Regions from separate parts of the Homo sapiens genome. Here region 1 is linked to region 2. The links are chromatin loops, found by intact Hi-C in ENCODE. Cell type or tissue: heart left ventricle. All regions are shown on one strand. Each heading gives the region's core, and the rest is flanking DNA. Links, peaks and the distances in the headings are about the cores only. Region 1 overlaps CCDC40 (coiled-coil domain 40 molecular ruler complex subunit). Region 2 overlaps TBC1D16 (TBC1 domain family member 16).

Region 1 (9,339 bases), core at 768-8,767, 58 kb after region 2:
CGGCCTTCCGGGTAGCTCCTACATCTCTGCACCTCGTGGAGTAGGGAGTGGAGGGAACGAAGGGGGTGAAAGCTGCTCCCTCTTGGCCCCAGATTCAGGTCTGTAGTGGTAGCACCAGAAACCAAAGTTACTGCAACTTAAAAAAAAAAAAAAAAAAACTATGAGTCACCATCTTCATTCACGGGTGCGGGAATGACACGGAGGAAACAATTAACTTTTTTTTTTTTTGAGACAGAGTCTCGCTCTGTCGCCCAGGCTGGAGTGCAGTGGCACAATCTCAGCTCACTGCAACCTCCGCCTCCCAGATTCAAGCAATTCTCCTGCCTCAGCCTCCAGAGTGGCTGGGACTACAGGCGCCCACCTCCATGCCCAGCTAATTTTTGTATTTTTAGTAAAAACAGGGTTTCACCATGTTGGCCAGGTTGGTCTCAAACTCCTGACCTCAGGTGATCCACCCACCTCGGCCTCCCAAAGTCCTGGGATTACAGTCATGAGCCACCGTGCCCAGCCAATGAAAAAGAAGGAAGAGGACTTGAAGGAACGGATGAGCACGCTGGGCTCCCAGGGTAAAGGGAGGGCCCGGGGCTGGGCGTTACTCAGCACTGGTCTCTCCAGCTACAAATGCAATTAAAGTAGAGCACGTCCCAATCAGAATCTCAGGAACAAACAATCCCTTAGTTAACAAAACAATTCTGGAGTTTTATCTGAAAAATAAATTAGGAAGGCTAGCCAAGAATGGTTTTGGAAGAGAAGATTCAAACGGGGCAAGCAGCCATCCCAGTCTGCTCAGGACTGAGGGGTCCCCAAGACAAGGGACTTTCCATGCTAAGCCCAGGGGGTCCTGGACACAGCAGGATGGCAGATCACCCTAGCATCGCCGCACCAAATATTAAAGTATACAGTAAAGCTCTGGCCAGGCAAGGTGGTGCACACCTGTAATCCCAGCACTTGGGGAGGCTGAGGCAAGAGGATGGCTTGAGCCCAGAAGTTCAAGACCAGACTGGGCAACATGGTGAGACCCTGTCTCCACAAAAAAATAATAATTAAAAAAAAATAAAACATTAGCCCACCATGGTGGTGTGCACCTGTGGTCCCAGCTACTCAGGAGGCTGAGGCAGGAGGATCACTTAAGCCCGGGAGGTCAAAAAAAAAAAAAGAACAACAACACTTTATTCTCAACGAATTGATTTTAAAGTTCACTTAGAAGACTAAATGCTCAAGAATACCCAAGAAAATTTTGAAAAGGAAGGATCATGAAAGATCCTTGAACTATGAAAGATCCAATGAAATATGATCATACCACTGCACTCCAGCCTGGGCTACGGAGCAAGACCCTGTCTAAAATAAAACAAAACCGTAAAGTTCTAGAGGCTAAAATAATGTGTCACAAGATAGACAGGCAAGACATTGAAGCCTATGAGAGAGCCCCAAAGCAAGCCAGAGTTTATATAAAAACCTAGTAGATTATAAATTACCAGAGAGCTAATGAATTATGCATCCAATGATGTCGGGACATTTGGTTAATCATTTGGGAAAAAATTAAATCTTTTCCTCATACCAGACACTAAAATAAATTCCAGATGGAATCAAGTATTTAAATGGGGGAAAATGTGCCAGACGAAAACAAATGAAAATATTTATATAATCCTGGGCTGGGGAGGCCTTTCAAAGTATAACACCAAAAGCAGGAACCTTAAAGGAAAAGACTAGGAGGGGCCGGGTAAGGTGGCTCACGCCTGTAATCCCAGCACTTTGGGAGGCCGAGGCCGCTGGATCACCTGAGGTCAGGAGTTCGAGACCAGCCTGGCCCGCATGGCAAAACCCCATCTCTACTGAAAATACAAAAATTAGCTGGGCGTGGTGGTACACGCCTGTAATGCCAGCTACTTGGGAGGCTGAGGCAGGAGAATCGCTTGAACCCAGGAGGCAGAAGTTGCAGTGAGCCGAGATCATGCCATTGCATTTCAGCCTGGGCGACAGAGCCAGAATCCATCTCAAAAAACAAAACAAAACAAAAGACTAGGAGGACAATCACACCCTCAATAAAACCTTTGTAGATTAAGGACGCCACAAACCAGATGAAGGCGGGGAGACAGGCAGGAGAAGACAACTCGCAGCCATTAGTAAATCCGGGGTTGTGAAGAGAGGCTGAAAGCCAAGGAGACTCGCCCTGTGTGCTTCCACACCCTGGAGGCAGGTGGGCTACTTGGTAGATGCTTCCTTTTGCACCTCCCGCCCTCCCCTCGATGCAACTTCCCCAGGGAAGGGGGCCGCCCGCACTTCCTTCATTTCTCATTTCCAGTACCCAGAACAGTGCGGGGGCAACAGCAGGGCCCCTGTTCATCGAGCGAAGTCACAAGTAACCAAAGGACAGGGAGTCCCCTACAGAGTTGGCAAAGATAAGGAGAGATGAGCCCTCCCTGCTGTCGGCCATGAAAATACAGATTGGCCTTTATCTTTATCAAGATCTTCATCCAGGGCGATATGATCATATGCAGCCACTCCCTCCCTAACCCTAACCCTAACCCCGCACCCTGTTAGTGCTTAGACTCCATTCCAAGGAACCTAGCAAAGACCTATGCAGATAACATTTTTGTATGTTAAAAATGATAAAGCCAGGCTTGGTGGGGTGCACCTGTAGTCCCAGCTACTCAGGAGGCTGAAGCAGGAGGAGCACTTGTGCCCAGGAAGTCAGGGCTGCAGTGAGCTATGATTGCACCACTGCACTCCAGCCTGGGTGACAGAGTGAAACCCCCGTCTCTAAAGAAATAAATACAGTGAATAGAGACTCATGGGGGAGATGACGCTCATCACCGTGTTGTGTCATCAGAAAGAAAGACCCCAAGAAGAGGACATTAGTGAAACCCATTTTCATACACCTGTGCATCAGAATACACTACACCAAAAAGAGCTCTACTGACATGGAAACCTGTCTCGATATTAATTTCTTATTTTAATTTTTTTTAAATTATACTTTAAGTTTTAGGGTACACGTGCACGATGTGCAGGTTTGTTACATATGTATACATGTGCCATGCTGGTGTGCTGCACCCATTAACTCGTCATTTAGCATTAGGTATATCTCCTAATGCTATCTCTCCCCCCTCCCCCCACCCCACAACAGGCCCCGTTGTGTGACGTTCCCCTTCCTGTGTCCATGTGTTCTCATTGTTCAATTCCCACCTATGAGTGAGAACATGCGGTGTTTGGGTTTTTGTCCTTGCAATAGTTTGCTGAGAATGATGGTAGAGACTAAGTCTCACTCTGTCCCCCAGGCTGGAGTGCACTGGGGCCCTCATGGCTCACTGTAGCCTCAAACTTCTGGGTCCAAGCAATCCTCCCACCTCAGCCTCTCAAGTAGGTAGGACTATAAGCACATGCCACCACACCGTGCTAATTTTTTTATTATGATTATTCTTTTTGTAGAGACGGTGTTTCTTTTTGTTGCCCAGACTGGTTGGGAACTCCTGGCCTCAAGTAATCCCCCCGCCTCAGCCTCCCAAAGTGCTGGGATTACGGGCATGAGCCACCGCACCTGGCACAATACATTAATTTTTAATATGGCGGGGCATGGTGGCTCACACCTGTAATCCCAGCACTTTGTGAGACCGAGGTCGGCAGATCACCTGAGGGTCAGGAGTTCGAGACCAGCCTGGCCAACATGGTGAAACCCCGTCTCTACTAAAAATTCAAAAATTAGCCAGGCGTGGTGGCGAGTGCCTATAATCGCAGCTGTTCGGGAGACTGAGACAGGAGAATTGCTTGAACTCAGGAGGCGGAAATTGCAGTGAGCCAAGATCGTGCCATTTTGCTCCAGCCTGGGTGACGAGAGTAAAAGTGTCTCAAAAAAAAAAATTAATAGGAGATTATGAAACAATATATAGAATTTGATTTCGCACACACACACAATCACAGGTGTAAGAAGTTAGAAATGGTTATCTCTAAGTGTTAGGGTTATTGAATTTTCATTTTCTTTTTGCTTATTTGCACATTCTATTTGCATAGGCTGAACACTTGCCTTTGTGAAAAACTGGGGTCTAAATGCACAGGTGACTGAGCCCGGCAGCCATCTTTCCATCCTTATGCCTTGACCTGCACCTCAGTCAACCAGGCTGTGGCCGGCAGCCTCAGGGGCACCATGGGGAGGCCTCGCACAGGCTCAGTTTAAGGTGCATCCTGGCTGAATTTGGGTCCCCACCTGCTGCCTGGGCCAGCTCCCACTGCCCAATGGCACAGAGCAGCCTCCTTAGTGAATAACTTACCCCCATACAAAACTGTGACCCAGCAGTCCCACGACTGGGCATTTATCCAAAGGAAAGGGAATCCGTGCATCCAATAGACACCTGCACCCCCATGGCCAGGCTGGTCTCGGACCCCTGACCTCAGGTGATCCGTCCGCCTTGACCTCCCAAAGTGCTGGGGTTACAGGCATGAGCCGCCGCACCTGGCCCAGTCAACAATAATTTATTGTACATTTTCAGATAGCTAGAAGAGAGGGTTTTGAATGTTCCCAACTCAAAGAAATAACAATTGCTGGAGGTGACTGATACGCTAATTACCTTGATTCAAGCAGTACACATTGTACATGTGTCGAAATATCACTCTGTACCCCAGAGATATACAGCTGTAACATGTCAGCTAAAATAAAAGGAAATACTACAGACAAAAGGGAAGTCAGTCCCGGGATGTACACAGTGTCCCTTCCTAGGCTGCCCAATAATCCTAAGTAAGCGTCTGTGAGAGGAAAAAAAAGTCCCCCTCATCGTGGTATACTTAATTCACACCATTTTAGGTTACGTCGTAATGAATAGATGGTTCAGAAACCCTCACAGCCAAGCATGGTGTCTCCAGGGCGATGGCCTCTCTCATGCCCGGCGCTGCCCTCGGCTCCCCCGTGATGTTCTAGCGCACTGTGGTTCAGTCACTGTCTACCAAGCTTGCCTGGGTGTCACGGCGTGCAGGCACTTCTGGGACTTGGCGTTCTACAGGACGCCCCAGTTGGCTGACTCGGGCCGCCAGCTTGCTCAAGTCACAGTGCTTGCATTGGGGATGACTCATCAAGAATCCCAAACACCACTCAAAACAAGACCGCGATCCAGGCCGTGCTGGGCATGCAGGCATCAACTCACTTGACCCGGCAGCCCCGGGGTCGCTCCTGTACCCATGGAGGTGCCGCTCCTGTACCCATGTCACAGCTGGGGACACTGAGGCACAGCGGGTGAGATTCAGCCCAGGCAGCCGTACCAGCCTTAACCTCTGTGCCCCAAGCATAAAGGAACTCCCCTTTCCCTTGGAGTAAATTCCTGAACCACCCCCCTAGTTTTCAAGCCCCTCCCCTGCATGGGCCAAGCCCTTACTGCAGGTGGCCCCTCACTGCCCCCCACGATGCCCCTAGACTTCCAGCCTCCGCTCAGCCTGCCTGACCTGCCCACCCCTGGCTGTCCAGTTGTGCCTCCTCATTCCCAGTCTAGGCAGCCCTGCTTCCCCCAGCTGGACGAGAGCATCCAGCCCTGGCCATTCTTGAGACAAACACCTCCTTCCATCATGGCCTCCCTACAGGAAGCGGTGCTGGGCCCGTCCTGTGGGACCTCAGTCCGAATCAATGACACCACCAACCCTGCAGAGGTGTTTCACGGATGCTGGCCAGGATCCCCTCCTCCTCTCCCTCCTCCTCTCCCTCTTCCTCTCCGTCTTCCCCCTCCCCCTCCTCCCTCTCCCCCTCCTCCCTCTTTCATCTCCTCCCCCTCCCTCTCCCCCTCCTCCCTCTTTCATCTCCTCCCCCTCCCTCTCCCCCTTCTCCCTCCTTCATCTTCCCCCTCCTCCCTCTCCTCCCCTCTCCCTCCTTCATCTTCCCCCTCCTCCCTCCCCCTTCCTCCCTCTCCTCCCTTCCCTCCTCCTCCTCATTCCCAAGCACTGAGCACCGCAGGCCCTGAGCAAAGGCTCAAAGCGGGTACGGGTTATCTTGAAAGCTACATTCAGGCTCGTGTTTACCCCTCTGCAGATGCATGATCAAGGAAAGTACCGGTGATAGAAGGAAAAGAGGAAGATTTGGGAATGTGAGGCTCTGGTGTTCTTGGGCTTTGCTCGCAAATGAAATGAGACAGCCATTCCTGCCCCCTCCCCTGTTGGCTGCAGGCCTGCACCGAGATCGACGCCATCAGCGTGGAGAAGAGGCGCATCATGCAGCAATGGGCCAGCAGCCTGGTGGGCATGAAGCACCGCGACGAGGCGCACAGGGCGGTGCTGGAGGCGCTCAGGTACTGCAGGGCCACAGGCAGCGAGGATGTGCGGGAACCCCAGGGGTCCGTGGCAGGCCCGCCCCACACCCCCTCTCTCTGGGTCCACCGGATCTCTGGGACAGAGGGTGCACCTTGATCCCCGGGTCCGGGCTTCCGTCCGGAAAGCTCCCTCATTGTTTGGTAAGATTTCAGCGATTCTTAAATCCTTTCCAACACTGCGGCGCTGGGAGGGGAGAGGCTTTTCTGCTCAGATTTCCTGGCAGGATTAAGTAGAAACAGAGCAGGGTAAAGAGAAAGCTATCTTTGGGAGGTAAAGGTGTCCCTTTGATTTGCAGTATCACCACCTGAGTGCGGAAACCCCATCCCTTCTCGATTGTTCTGCCTGAGGGCTGCATTCCAACCGAAATCCTATTTTAATCTCCAAAGGAAGGGGAGGAAGAGGCCTCCTCTGGGCATCCCCTCACTTCTGGGGATGGATGCGTGGCTCAGGGCAGGGCGTTGGAGACACAGGTGCTGCCTTCATTCCTAAAACCACCCAGGGTGACCAGGTCTCGGGACGCGGAAAGAAAAAGCCGGGCACTGTGGTGGCACGTGTCTCACCCGCTGAGCTTTAACTTCCCCTCCACCTTTCGTAGTCTCCACCCCTTGTGCCCAGCACAGAGCCTGGCATACAGCAAGCGCTCAAGAAAGGCTGGACCAAGGAATGAGGGTCTGGCTGGCCCCACAGCACCCGCAGCCAGGCAGCCAGCAGCAGTCACACAACCAGGAGATGCTTTTCCTTTTGGGTGCTGTGATTAAAGAAACAAAATGAAACCATTTTGTTTTTAAAAGTTTTTAGACCAAAACATTTTCAAATGAATAATATTGGATTAACCATACTCATTTCTGGCCAGGCGCAGTGGCTCGCACCTGTAATCCCAACATTTTGGGAGGCTGAGACGGGTGGGTCACGAGGCCAGGAGTTCAAGACCAGCCTGGCCAAGATGGTGAAACCCCGTCTCTACTAAAAATACAAAAATTAGCCAGGCATGGTGTGGGCGCCTGTAATCCCCGCTACTCGGGAGGGTGAGACAGAGAACTGCTTGAATTGCGGAGGTTGTAGTGAGCCGAGATCACGCCACTGCACTCTAGCCTGGGAGACAGAGCAAGACTCTGTCTCAAAAAAAATAAAAATAATAATAATACTCATTTCCTTCACTCCCTTGAGTCAACAACATAAAGCCAAAGGGAACACTGTGGTTTGATACAGGCGATGTTTGGCTGAAGCTTCGTTTCCCCTGTAAAGATGCAGGTCGAGGAACCAGAGCCAGCTGTGGCCGGGCAAGGGCTCCTCTCCCTGTGTCACCAGGGTTGCCTGAACACCAGGACGAGAGGACTTGGCCATCTGCCCACTTGGGTGTCTTTTTCCTCCTGCCCCAATGCTAGGACTTGATACCTGACTGTTTAATTACACGGCTCAGCTGCCACGGGCCTTAAGAAAAGTCAAGGCCAGGTTCTCTCTGAGGGTCCAGCACCTGGCCTGGCTCTCCGAGGCTCATGGCCTGTGAACCCTGCAGCGTCCCCAAGGGAAGACGTCACCTCCGAGATGGTCCTGTTGTCCAGCTCTCCCCTGCATCCCAGACTAACCAGTGTCCTCTCTGCAAACCGTCCTCATTGCCCTCAGAGACATGGCTTCCTTTTGGTTGCAAACATTGTAAAAATCGTATTCGATCAGGTCTCCTCCTCCTCGGCCCGCAGTCACTAGAACCCCCTCCCAAGACAAGCAAAGGCACCTGGTTTTCTGGGATCCCCTGCCTAACTTGTGTGCAATTGCAAGAAAGCATATGCGTTCACCCGGAGTCTTCCTTCCCTCTCTTGCTCCGTGGGAGCACACCACACTCACTGTTCTGCACCTCTTTGCTTTTTCCATTTAACAGCGTGTCCCTAGAGCGCTTCCCAAGTCAAAATATAAACACCGCTCGTTCCCGCCTTTCTACCACATGGCATTCCGCTGGGATACTTCTACGGGGAAGCTTCCTGCCCGGGGCATCGAGGGCGTTCGCGTCCGTCTGTTATGGCGGTGCTGCTGTAGATAACCGGATCCGCGAATGCTAACGCTCACCAGGATGCTATATAGCCTTTTTTATATTGCCTATCAAGCCCGGAATGTCTGGGTCTAGCGGGTATTGCTAAGTAGGATTGTGACAGTCACGCCCCCGGCAGCGGTGTTTCAAAGTCCCCTGACAGCTCAGCATGTTGTCACACTTCAGGACTGTGCCAATCCGATTGATGAAGAAAATAGATAATCTTGTTTTATAAAACGTGCATGCGCAGAATGTTGAGTGAATATTTTAGTGGACTATGTACACGCACAAACACTTCACAACGAGTGAGAGAGCCTCTGACTTCACCTGCAGCTTGCCACACCAAGGCCCCGGGGAGGAGTGAGGCCCAACTTTTATTTATTATATTTTTGTGGTTCTTGCAATGGAGTCTCGCTCTGTCCCCCAGGCTGGAGTGCAGTGGCACCATCTCTGCTCACTGCGACCTCCGCCTCCTGGGTTCAAGCGATTCTCCTGCCTCAGCCTCCCAAGTAGCTGGGATTACAGGCGTGCACCACCACGCCTGGCTAATTTTTGTATTTTTAGTAGAGACGGGGTTTCACCATGTGGGCCAGGCTGATCTTGAACCCCTACCTCAGGTGATCCACCCGTCTTGGCCTCCCAAAGTGCTGGGATTACAGGCGGGAGCCACTGCGCCCGGCCAGTCTTTTAAAAGTGCAGGCCGTGTAGAACATTGTGAGAAGTATAAACTGTAATTACAGAGATTTGCTGTTTGCACCCAGATAGATTTGAAGAAGCAACTTGGAGACAGGTTTAATAGATCAGGGCCATTATTACAGAAATAAATTATTGCATAGCTTAGGACTTCCAAGCTAGGAGTGCAGTGACTGAACTATACCTCAAATATTGACCTTGAGATGTTCAGATTTGTAGAGCATCTTAGAAAATGGTGACATTCCTGGCTGATGGTCAGGATGGTGCATACCAGGCCGGTACCCTGGTGGCTGTCTGGGCATTTCTGGAGCCTTCACCCTGCGAGATCCCCATGGGGCAGGACC
Region 2 (9,339 bases), core at 453-8,452:
TTGCCCTGGACCCTCTCACATGCCCTTCCCTCCACCCCCCGCCTCCTGCTCCCTTCCTCATCCCCTGCTTTGTGTCCCCGTCTCCTGCTCCAGGCTCTGATTTGCTGGGCAGCTGCTGCGCCCCGGAACAAAGACGGGAAGGGCAAAGTGTGTCCTGATTCGTGTGCCACCGCTCACTTCTTCGCCCACCTCCAGGAGTTTCTAATCCTCCTCGGGCTTGCCTGGAGGGTTGGGCAGAAAAGGAACGGCAGGAAACGCAGAAGGGATCCGGAACGAGCAGAGCTTTGTGAGTCCAGGGCGACACCCCCAGGGCCTTCCGTGGGAGCTCCTGCAAGGATGCTTCCCAGCACTGGGTCCTGGCCCACCAAGCGCACTGGCTCTAGCTCATTCTCAGAGACTGGACTCTTCCCCGAGAGCCTCATTTCTGTCCTCTGTGCCGTGTAGGAGGACAGGGGCCATTACACCAACGATGAACGATAACGCCGTTAATAATTCAGCCGCTGCCGCTGATACTCGGTCGACAAGGAGCCTTTTCCTCCTAAAGGCAGAAAGCACTTAGATGCCGTTTATTACTGCCTCGCACGCCCTGCGGGGTGGGCTGGCACCTGCCAGGGAAGCCATGTGAGGTGGGGAGCGGCCGCCCCATGGGGTCTGCTGTCCAAGCACTGGCCAGCTCCAGGTGAACCCTTGTGCCATCGCCCCCATGACAGGGGCCACCCTGAGGGAGTAGAGGGGCCTTGTCTTATCATCTCGTCTTTCCCCCATTACTTTGGACAGAGAGTTTTTCGGGCCTGTCCTGCTGGGAGGGTCGCTACGTTTCTAGGGTCCACCTTCCATCCTCCCAGGAACATTCCGTCCAGACCTGTGCTGTCAGGCATGGAGGCCTCCCGCTGTGACCACCAAACTTCACATTCATTGAAGATAAAGAAAGACCAAAGTCCAGTTGCTTGGCCACATCTGCTGCATTTCTAGGGCGTGGTGGCCACACACAGTGGGGCACAGGCACAGGACCGCGTGCACTGCAGGACGCTCTGCTGACGGCGCTGGCCCAGGCACTGGGAGGACCCTGTGAGGAAGCACCCGGGAACGGTGGCGCACGTAGGGAACACCACGCGGCCTTGATAGGAGCTCTCCAGAGAGAAAGCTCAGGTCCCAGCAGGGGTCACGGAGAAGAAAGTCTCTTCCACCTGCAGGTGGGCTGGGGATTCAGCAGGAGAGAGGAGAACATTCCAGCTGCGGGCAGCAAGGTGGGAAGCGGCTATGCTTGGGGTGAAGTGCCCAGTGTGTGTGCAGGAAAGGGCAAGAGGAAAGTGGGAGGGCAGGGGGTCCCGGCAGCACCCCCAGGTGGGCAGCACATTGCTCCTGGCCCTTGCCCACCTGTGGCCGCGCCAACCCGCTTGGACTGAGTCTGACCTGGCAGGAACTGCATGACAGAAACCACAGTAACAAGTGGCCAAACTCTGAGGCCAGGCCACCCAGCCCATCCCAACACCCAAACACCATCTTGCCTAGGCTGGCCACCCCGGGAACGCATGCCGGGAATGACAAGAGGACCCAGGGAGAGAGAGAACGAAACACTCACTTCCCCAGGGGGAGGCCCCGCTGGCGGCACGGGACCCAAGGTGGCAGGCCGGCGGCACTGGTGTCACTGGAAGGACCTCAGTGACCAGCTCGCCCTGGAGGCCTCTTCACTAGTTAGCAGCGTGCAGCGCAGTGGGAGATGCTTAGCGTCCCCAAATGTGCAGGTTCTCCCCTTCTGTCTATTTTTATACATTGGTTTTCATTCTAAGCTTAATATAATCACAGAATAACATTTTTGAAAACAGAAAAGTAAAAAAAAAAAAAAAGTGCTCATAATCACACTAGGCTAACACGTGGGCACACCTTCCTCTCAACCTCTGCCATCCACTGCCGTGGCCACTGACCACAGGCGCTATCCACATTTATATTCATCAGGGCCGGGCACGCGGCTCATGCCTGTAATCCCAGCACTTTGGGAGGTCCAGGCAGGAGGGTCACTTGAGCCTAGGAGTTTGAGACCAGCCTAGGCAACAGAGCAAGAGTCTGTCTCTAAAAAATAAAATAAATGAACGGGGCATGGTGGTGCATGTCTGCAATCCCAGCTACTTGAGAGGCTGAGGTGGGAGGATCGCTCGAGCCCGGGAGGTGGAGGCTGCAGTGAGCTGTGATTGTGCTGCCGCCACCGTATGCCGGCCTGAGCAATACGGTGAGACTCTGTCTCTAAAAACGAAACTTAAAAACATTTTAAAATTAAAAACAATTTTATTAATCCGTATTATGTAAAATTAAAAATTCAGTTGCACTTGCGCCATTTCAAGGGTTCAAGAGCTGCATGAAGCCAGTGGCCGCAGTGCGGGACGGCGCAGACCTGGGTTCTGTCTGCCCTGGCAGAAGCTCTGCTGGGCAGCCCTGCCCTGAGAGCCTCATCTGCACCTCAGGCCTCTTCACAGAGTTTAACTGCAACGGGCAGAATCATAACCCGTTTCCTGCTTTGCGTCTGATTCACTCTAAATTTCCACACTGCAACACTGCATGGACCATTTGACAGTCCTTGTCAATACCACATCTTCTCCTATCTGGCAGCACCGAGCTTCTGAACGTTTTACAGGTCACAGACCTTCTGGGAAGTCAGATGGTGCCTCCTCCTCATATAAAAAAAAGTGGGGTAAGATCTCAGGGGTTCGTGAGCCCAGGTTTGAAAACTCCCTGATCCAACAGAGGGACCTTAGAGGGACCTTAGTCGGTCCACCTCCTCTGCCGTTGGATTCTTATGTTCTGCTCCTTTTTCCCCACTGTAAGGAATACCACGATGAACATCTTCATGCAGAAGCGTTTGTCTTTCTACTTTTATTTTCTTTTGAGACAAGGTCTAGCTCTGTCACCCAGGCTGGAGTGCAGGGGCACCATCTCGGCTCACTGCAACCTCTGCCTCCCAAGTTCAAGCGATTCTCGTGCCTGAGCTTCCCAAGTAGCTGGGATTACAGGCATGTGCCACCATGCTGAACTAATTTTTGTATTTTTAGTTGAGATGGGGTTTTACGGTGTTGACCACGCTGGCCTCCAACTGCCAACCTCAAGTGATCTGCCCACCTTAGCCTCCCAAAGCGCTGGAATTACAGGCTTAAGCCACGTGCCGGCCACTTTGGCCTTTCTATCTGTAATTTGGATTCTTTCTTAGGATGAGGTCCAGAGGAGACATTTTCACTTAGGGAGCAGAATCTGGTGTTTTTGTTGTTCTTGTTTTTGTTGTTGTTGTTTTTGTTTTTGACAAGGTCTCACTCTGTCACCCAGGCTTGAGTGCACTGGTGCGATCATGGCTCACTGCAGCCTCCACCTCCCAGGCTCAAGCAGTCCTCCTGCCTCAGCCTCCGGAGTAGCAGCTTGGATTAAAGGTGTGCACCACCACACCCAGCTAATTTTTTTTTCTTTTTGGTAGAGACGGGGTCTCGCTATGTTGCCCAGGCTTGTTTCAGTTCTTTATCCAGGTCACCAATGCACATCCCCGGGGCAGGGTCAGTGGACACGGTACCAGCCCCATGGCGCCCCGTTATTCCACACCCTCGCCCAACTGGCCTTTTAGGCTGGACGGTAGCTTCCAGCACAGAAACCAAGGGCAGGATGACCAGTCGCGCTTGGTGGTCACCCTCCCCAGCACACCCGAGAGCCTTGCTTTCTGACACTGAGGAGGGCACAGGACCAAGATAGCCCAGGGCTCACCCCCGGCTCGGGGAAGCTCAGGGTCTTGGGGTCTCAGGGCGGGGAGGCAGGACGACGCATTGGCGACAGCAGCTCTCCGTATCACCCCATCCCCCAAGTCAGCCTCGAATACTCACTTGGTCAAGGATTTCCAGGCCGTCGCTGGACTGGGGCCTGGGGCCTGGGGCTTCCAAAGGAGACCTCTGGGTTTAGTAGGTGGGCTCACCTTCCAGCATGCAGACCCCACCTGGCCATACTCTACAGGTAGCACACGAATGTGGGCAGCCCGGGGGATACTGCCATTTCTAACCCCTAAGCTCTTCTGTGAACTACTTGCCAAATAACCATATACCTGGGGGACCCTAGGCCCCCGGGGTGGGGTGGGGGAGTTGTCCCTCCTGGCCAATCTCAGCCAGACACGCAGCCTGCACATGCAGTTCTTCAGATCCACCACTAGAGGGGACCCTCGAGCCAGCCTACCTGCTCTGCCCTCCGGGGGGACTCAACTCCGGGTTAATTATTAATAGACGCCCCACCGCTCAGAGTGGCGATGGGTGCACCCGAGTCCTCACCAACACCCCTGCCTGGCGGGATGGCCAGTCATCTGGGGTCCTCGGCCCTGACACCCCTCCCCACCCCAGAGCACCAGGAGCGCTCTCGCTCTCTCTCGCTCTCTCGCTCTCTTTCTCTCTTTCTTTCTCTCTCTCTCTCTCTCTCTCAGCCCCTTCACAGCAGGGGTTCTCAACGCTACGTGCACTTCAGAAACCCCCAGGAAGTTCAAAACATTCCCATGCCTGGGCGCCACCCCAGCGATCCTAGTTTAATTGGTCTGGGTGCAGCCTGGGCATCAGGATTTTTAAAGCTGCCCAGGGCATTCTCATGGGCAGCCGGGCTGGGGACGCCTGCTCTACAGCGTCTAGGACAATTAACCACCTTAGCCAAGGATCTCCAGTCCCATCATACGAAGGCCCCGGGGGATGGGGATGGGGCAAGGAGCACCACCTCTGCTTCCTGGGTCTACCATGTGGTGGGGGCCAGAAGCGCACAGGAGCAAGGAAAGACCAGGGAAATGCAGATTCCAGGGCTCGCCCAGCCCCTTTCAGAATCCATGTCTGCTTTTCTTTTTCTTTCTTTCTTTTTTTTTTTCCAGACAGAGTATCTCTCTGTCACCCAGGCTGGAGTGCAGTGGCATGATCACAGCTCACTGCAGCCTTCACCTCCCAGGCTTAAGCCATCCTCCTGCCTCAGCCTCCTGAGTAGCTGGGACCATAGGCATGCACCACTATGCCCAGCTAATTTTTATGTATTTTTTATAGAGATGAGGTTTTGCCATTTTCCCCAGGCTGGTCTTGAACTCCTAGGCTCAAGCAATCCACCCACCTTGGCCTCCCAAAGTGCTGGGATTACAGGCGTGAGTCACAGTGCCCGGCCTCCATATCTACTTTTTAAAAATAAAAAGAAAGCTCTCAGCAGTCTGTCTTGGAGACAGGCTGTTTTCACTCCAGCCTTGCACTGAAGCACACGCTTCTGGCGGGGTGGGGAGAGTCCCATCCACATCCACCTCGTCCCAGCACAAAGCTGCAACTCGCCACGTTCAGCGAGCCTCCCCTGGACCGGGCTGACACAGGCCTGAGGTGCGAGCCACACCGAGCCCGCGGCCATGTGGCCAAGAGGCATTTTCTGAGCCTTCATCAGGAGCAGGGCCGGGCTGTGGTAAGCACCCCCCAGCACGGTCTCCGGGTGGGGACGAGTCCCAGGCCAGGCTCGCTGACCCCATACCCCAGGCTGGTGCTCAACCCTCACGCCGACTCTGCCCTACAAGGGGGTTCTTGGCCGCACTTCACACCCGTGAGGCATCTGCGTTTTGGATGTGGGAGGTAATGGCCACAAGATCACACATAACTCAGGATGATGCCAGGACTGGAAACAGATCTGTCGGACCCCAAAATTTACTCCTTCACCACCATCTGCCTCCCAGCAGCTGGGGACGGACAGGCGGACAGGGTGTCTCAGTGGGGACTCGAGTGTCAGAGCAGAGAAGGGGGCCATGGGGAGGGCCCTCCTCAGCCCAGGGTTCGGGGGAATAGAGAAGCCTCCCCCAAAAGCTGACATGAAGGTGCCTCGCCCCAGGAGCTGAGTCTCAAACATATAAGCTGGCCGGTTAGGAGAGAGGGGAAGGAGGAAGCCTAGGTAGAGGGGATCCCTAGCCAAAGGCATGAGGCAGAGAGAGCCCCACAAGATCTAGAGGCAGAGAGGACGACGAACTTGGAGGTGTGCACAGTGGGGGGTGGGGAGGCAGGCAGCATCGCTCAGCAGGGCCAGATGGTGATGGGCCTTGGACCCCGAGTGAAGGAGATGGTGCTTCATCCTGAAAATGATGGGCGGCCCCCGGTGGGTCCCAGGCAGAGGGACAGCCTGGCTTCCAGAGTGAGTGCACAGCACGCCTGTCCGCTGCCCACTGATGCCAATACATCCCCACCCTCAGTTGTGATAAAAAAAAAAAAAAAGTGTCTCCTGGCATTGCCATACACCCCCTGGGCACAGACTCGGCCCCGGGTGAGAATCACTGCTCTAGAAGAACCTGGAGGGACCTGGGCATCAGCGTCTAAAGGCTCCCCCAGGAACCCCCACATGCAGCCAGGTTGAAGAACCAGCAAGGCGAAGGGCGGGGAAAAGCGAACCGGGGTGCATTCTCACAATACCCCCAGAAAGTGGATATTACCAGCCTCATCTTACAAACAGGGAAACCGAGGCTCCAAGAAAAGAAAGAATTTCCCAGGTTCACACTAACCAGTGATGCCAGGACTCAACCGGCACTCAACTCCCTAACTCCTAAACTTGAGCTCCCTACGAGATGGGGCTGCGGGACAGAGAGCTGACCGGCCAGCTTCTGGTTGTGGTTCTGCCACAGAATCCTCAGCCCCAAGACCGTGGGCCAACCCCACCACCTCTCTGAGACACAACTGGGACCTTCCCCTCGCCTGGGCCCTGGGGATGCAGGGACACGGGGACGCCTGCAGGTTCTGCTGCACTGTTGGCCTGGCACCACCAGGGGGAGCTCCGACTGAGTCCGGCCTGCGGGACCCAGGCCAGGACCAGAGTTCGGGCCCCGCCTCCCCCACACCTCCTCGGGTTCCCTGGCGCCTGACGCCACCCAGCTCAGCAAGCCTCCTGGCACCTGGAGTCCTCAGTTACGGCTCACGGCTTCCTTTTATCTGCACTCTCCAATAACTGAGATGAATGTTATCGGTTCACCCTGGGGCTCTAATGGACTGCATCTTTACTGGAGGGATAAAATCAGGGAAGAACCCGTCCCACAGTCACCCCTGCTGAGGCCAGCAAAGCCTGTGTCCTTACTTCATGCCCCACCACTCCCCGGCTTAATCGGCCTGGGGTGACCTTTTATGCTGCAGCCCTGGGGCAGACCCAGCTGGGTTCACATCCCAGCTTGGCCCGGGCACTGGCTGGGAGACCCCTGGCAAGCTGCTGACCTTCTCCGAGCCGCCCTTTCCCCTTCGATAGCAGGGGATAATAGGAGGGCCCACCTCACGGGGCGTGGGGCTGTGGAAAGCACACACGTACCATCCATAGCCCACGGTGTCCAGCGCCCAGGCGAGACCCAGACCACCCACGTCCAGCATGCGCCCGGCTCACACCACGAGCTCAACAGTTAATGACCTGCTCGCTGACTGATGTCGGCTCTTACTGTTGTCTGTGGTCACCACCATTATTTGCCCAGAAATCTAATGAGCGTAAGGACCACAGCCGGGGCATAGGAAGGGGCTGTGGAAGTCGGATGCAGGCCCCCTGTGCTGGCTCTGGGGCTCCGGGCTTATGCGACCACACGGGCACTCACCCCAAGGCCATGAGGGCCCTCGTGGCACCATGCAACCCTCCCCACTCAGGAAGGTCTCTTTGGGTTCCAAGGCCCAGGGAACCCACCGCAGGGCACGGGCCCAACTCTAGCTCCTGCAAGTGTGGCCAGCAAGGAGTCCAGATACTCTGGCTGGACTCCCCAGGGTGCATAGCGGCTGCCAAGTCGGGTGAATATGGTCAACACTGCCCCGGGACTACATCCATCCTCCACAGCTATGAGAAAGAGGGAGGCTGAAGCCTCCGGGGACCACAGGGGGCCAGGTCACGTGCCCAGTGGGCTGCAGGGCAGAGCGGGGAGCTGGAGACCAGCACATCTGGGCTTGGGCCAGCCCTGTGCGTGAGCCTAATGATGCCACCCGGGCCTCTTGGGCACTCGCTTGGGGACTGAAAATCTCCTGCCCCTCCGGTGATGGGAACAGAAGGGACCAGGACTCCCGGGGGCTTAGCCTTGGTCATGGGCCCATCAGACCTGGTAGGGCCTGTTTAGTCCTAGTGAGTCTCAAGGAGAGAGAAGAATGTGGACACCCCGACGCACCCTTCACAGTCCTCTCAGTGGGGTGTAAAGTGGGGACTCCCTGCTGAAGCCCTTGCCTCAGGGAGGGGCTCCTGCCACAGCCACGGCCACAGCCGCGGGCAGGTCGGGCAGATGCCTCCAGCGCTCACCTGGCATCACAGGTGACGCAGGTGAGTGCTTCCTGCCCAGGTCAGGCCTTGGGGGCCTCCCGAGAGCCCACGCCCAGAACCAGGAACTCACCTGCTGTCACTTTCCAGAAACACGGAGCCGCGGCTCTCGGCCAGCGCCGCGCTGATGGGCGAGAGGCAGAAGGGCGAGGAGAAGGTGTCTGAGTCTGAGTCAAAGGAGCTGTCTCTGCTCACGCCCTCGGCTGACAGTTCCAAAGAGCCATCCTCCTCCCCGGCCTCGGGCCGCGGCTCCCGCCCCTCCTCGGTGACATCCTGCGGACTGACCGTCGACAAGATCCCGGAGGGGCTGCAAGCAGGCTGCGAGGCTGGCTGGGCACCATCCACCCCCAAGCCCTGCGCCAGCTTCTCCTCATCCTCTGGCGCAGGGCTGGCGAGCATGCGGTCTGGAACACTCTGGGCCACCACCAGGATGTCCTCATCTTTGGGGGTCAGGGTAGGCCGCAGCTCCGTCGGGGAGGGCTGGTGGGAGGCTCCTGAGCTCCGGGTGCGCCGGCCCCGAGGGCGGGGTGCCTTGCGAACGGGGGAGCTCTCGGGTGTGATGTAGCGCAGGGCCTCCTCGTCCTGCCTCTGGATGCGAGAGTTGGGGACCCATGCCAGGATGAGGGTGGCTCCCAGCATCTCATCCTTCTCCATGTACAAGCACAGGTAACCTGTGAGGAGCCAGGGGGATGGCACGTTAGAGGCCAGGAGGCTGTGGATGAGGCCCTTGTGGTACCTTTGGCGAGCTGCTCGGAGAGGCCACTGCCCTTTAGTAAAGTGCCAGTCCGGCCTCAGATACAGCCTGGCCCTGAGCAAAAACACTAGAGGGAAACTGTGGAGCTTGAAATGAATTCCAGCTATGCGTGTTTTTTAAGAACACACACTTCCGGCAGATCCAGGGGGCACTGGTCCCCAAGCACCGGCCTGCCATGCGCCTTTCTTTTTGGTTTTTGGGTTTGTTTCTTTTTTCTTTGAGACAGGGTCTCGCTCTGTGTCTCAAGCTGGAGTGCAGTGGCACAATCTCAGCTTACTGCAACCCCCACCTCCTAGGCTCAAGCAATCCTC

What was found. Peaks named below come from ENCODE experiments on the same cell type or tissue, not always from the same donor. Only the 100,000 strongest peaks of a DNase experiment are listed, where the experiment ranks them.
Region 1: a loop joins it to region 2, with 3.0 times the contacts of the local background. A loop is called at or near these places in 7 of 110 quality-filtered maps.

What each region holds. Positions count from the first base shown.
Region 1 is chr17:80,059,350-80,068,688 of GRCh38, forward strand. CCDC40 (coiled-coil domain 40 molecular ruler complex subunit) reads left to right here. Exons shown (of 20, transcript NM_017950.4): 10 at 6,136-6,257. It overlaps LOC124904074 (a long non-coding RNA gene), which reads right to left. Exons shown (of 2, transcript XR_007065931.1): 2 at 1-136. Among named protein-coding and RNA genes, the nearest start is that of CCDC40, 27 kb to the left of the region's middle. RefSeq lists an enhancer at 6,543-7,367. In heart left ventricle, for the core only: no CTCF peak of the experiment used is centred there; a DNase peak (open chromatin) is centred at 5,029.
Region 2 is chr17:80,001,813-80,011,151 of GRCh38, forward strand. TBC1D16 (TBC1 domain family member 16) reads right to left here. Exons shown (of 12, transcript NM_019020.4): 3 at 8,348-8,945. Among named protein-coding and RNA genes, the nearest start is that of TBC1D16, 29 kb to the right of the region's middle. RefSeq lists an enhancer at 207-1,067. In heart left ventricle, for the core only: CTCF peaks have their summits at 4,168 (motif pointing right) and 6,769 (motif pointing right); DNase peaks (open chromatin) are centred at 4,159, 4,713, 5,354 and 6,769.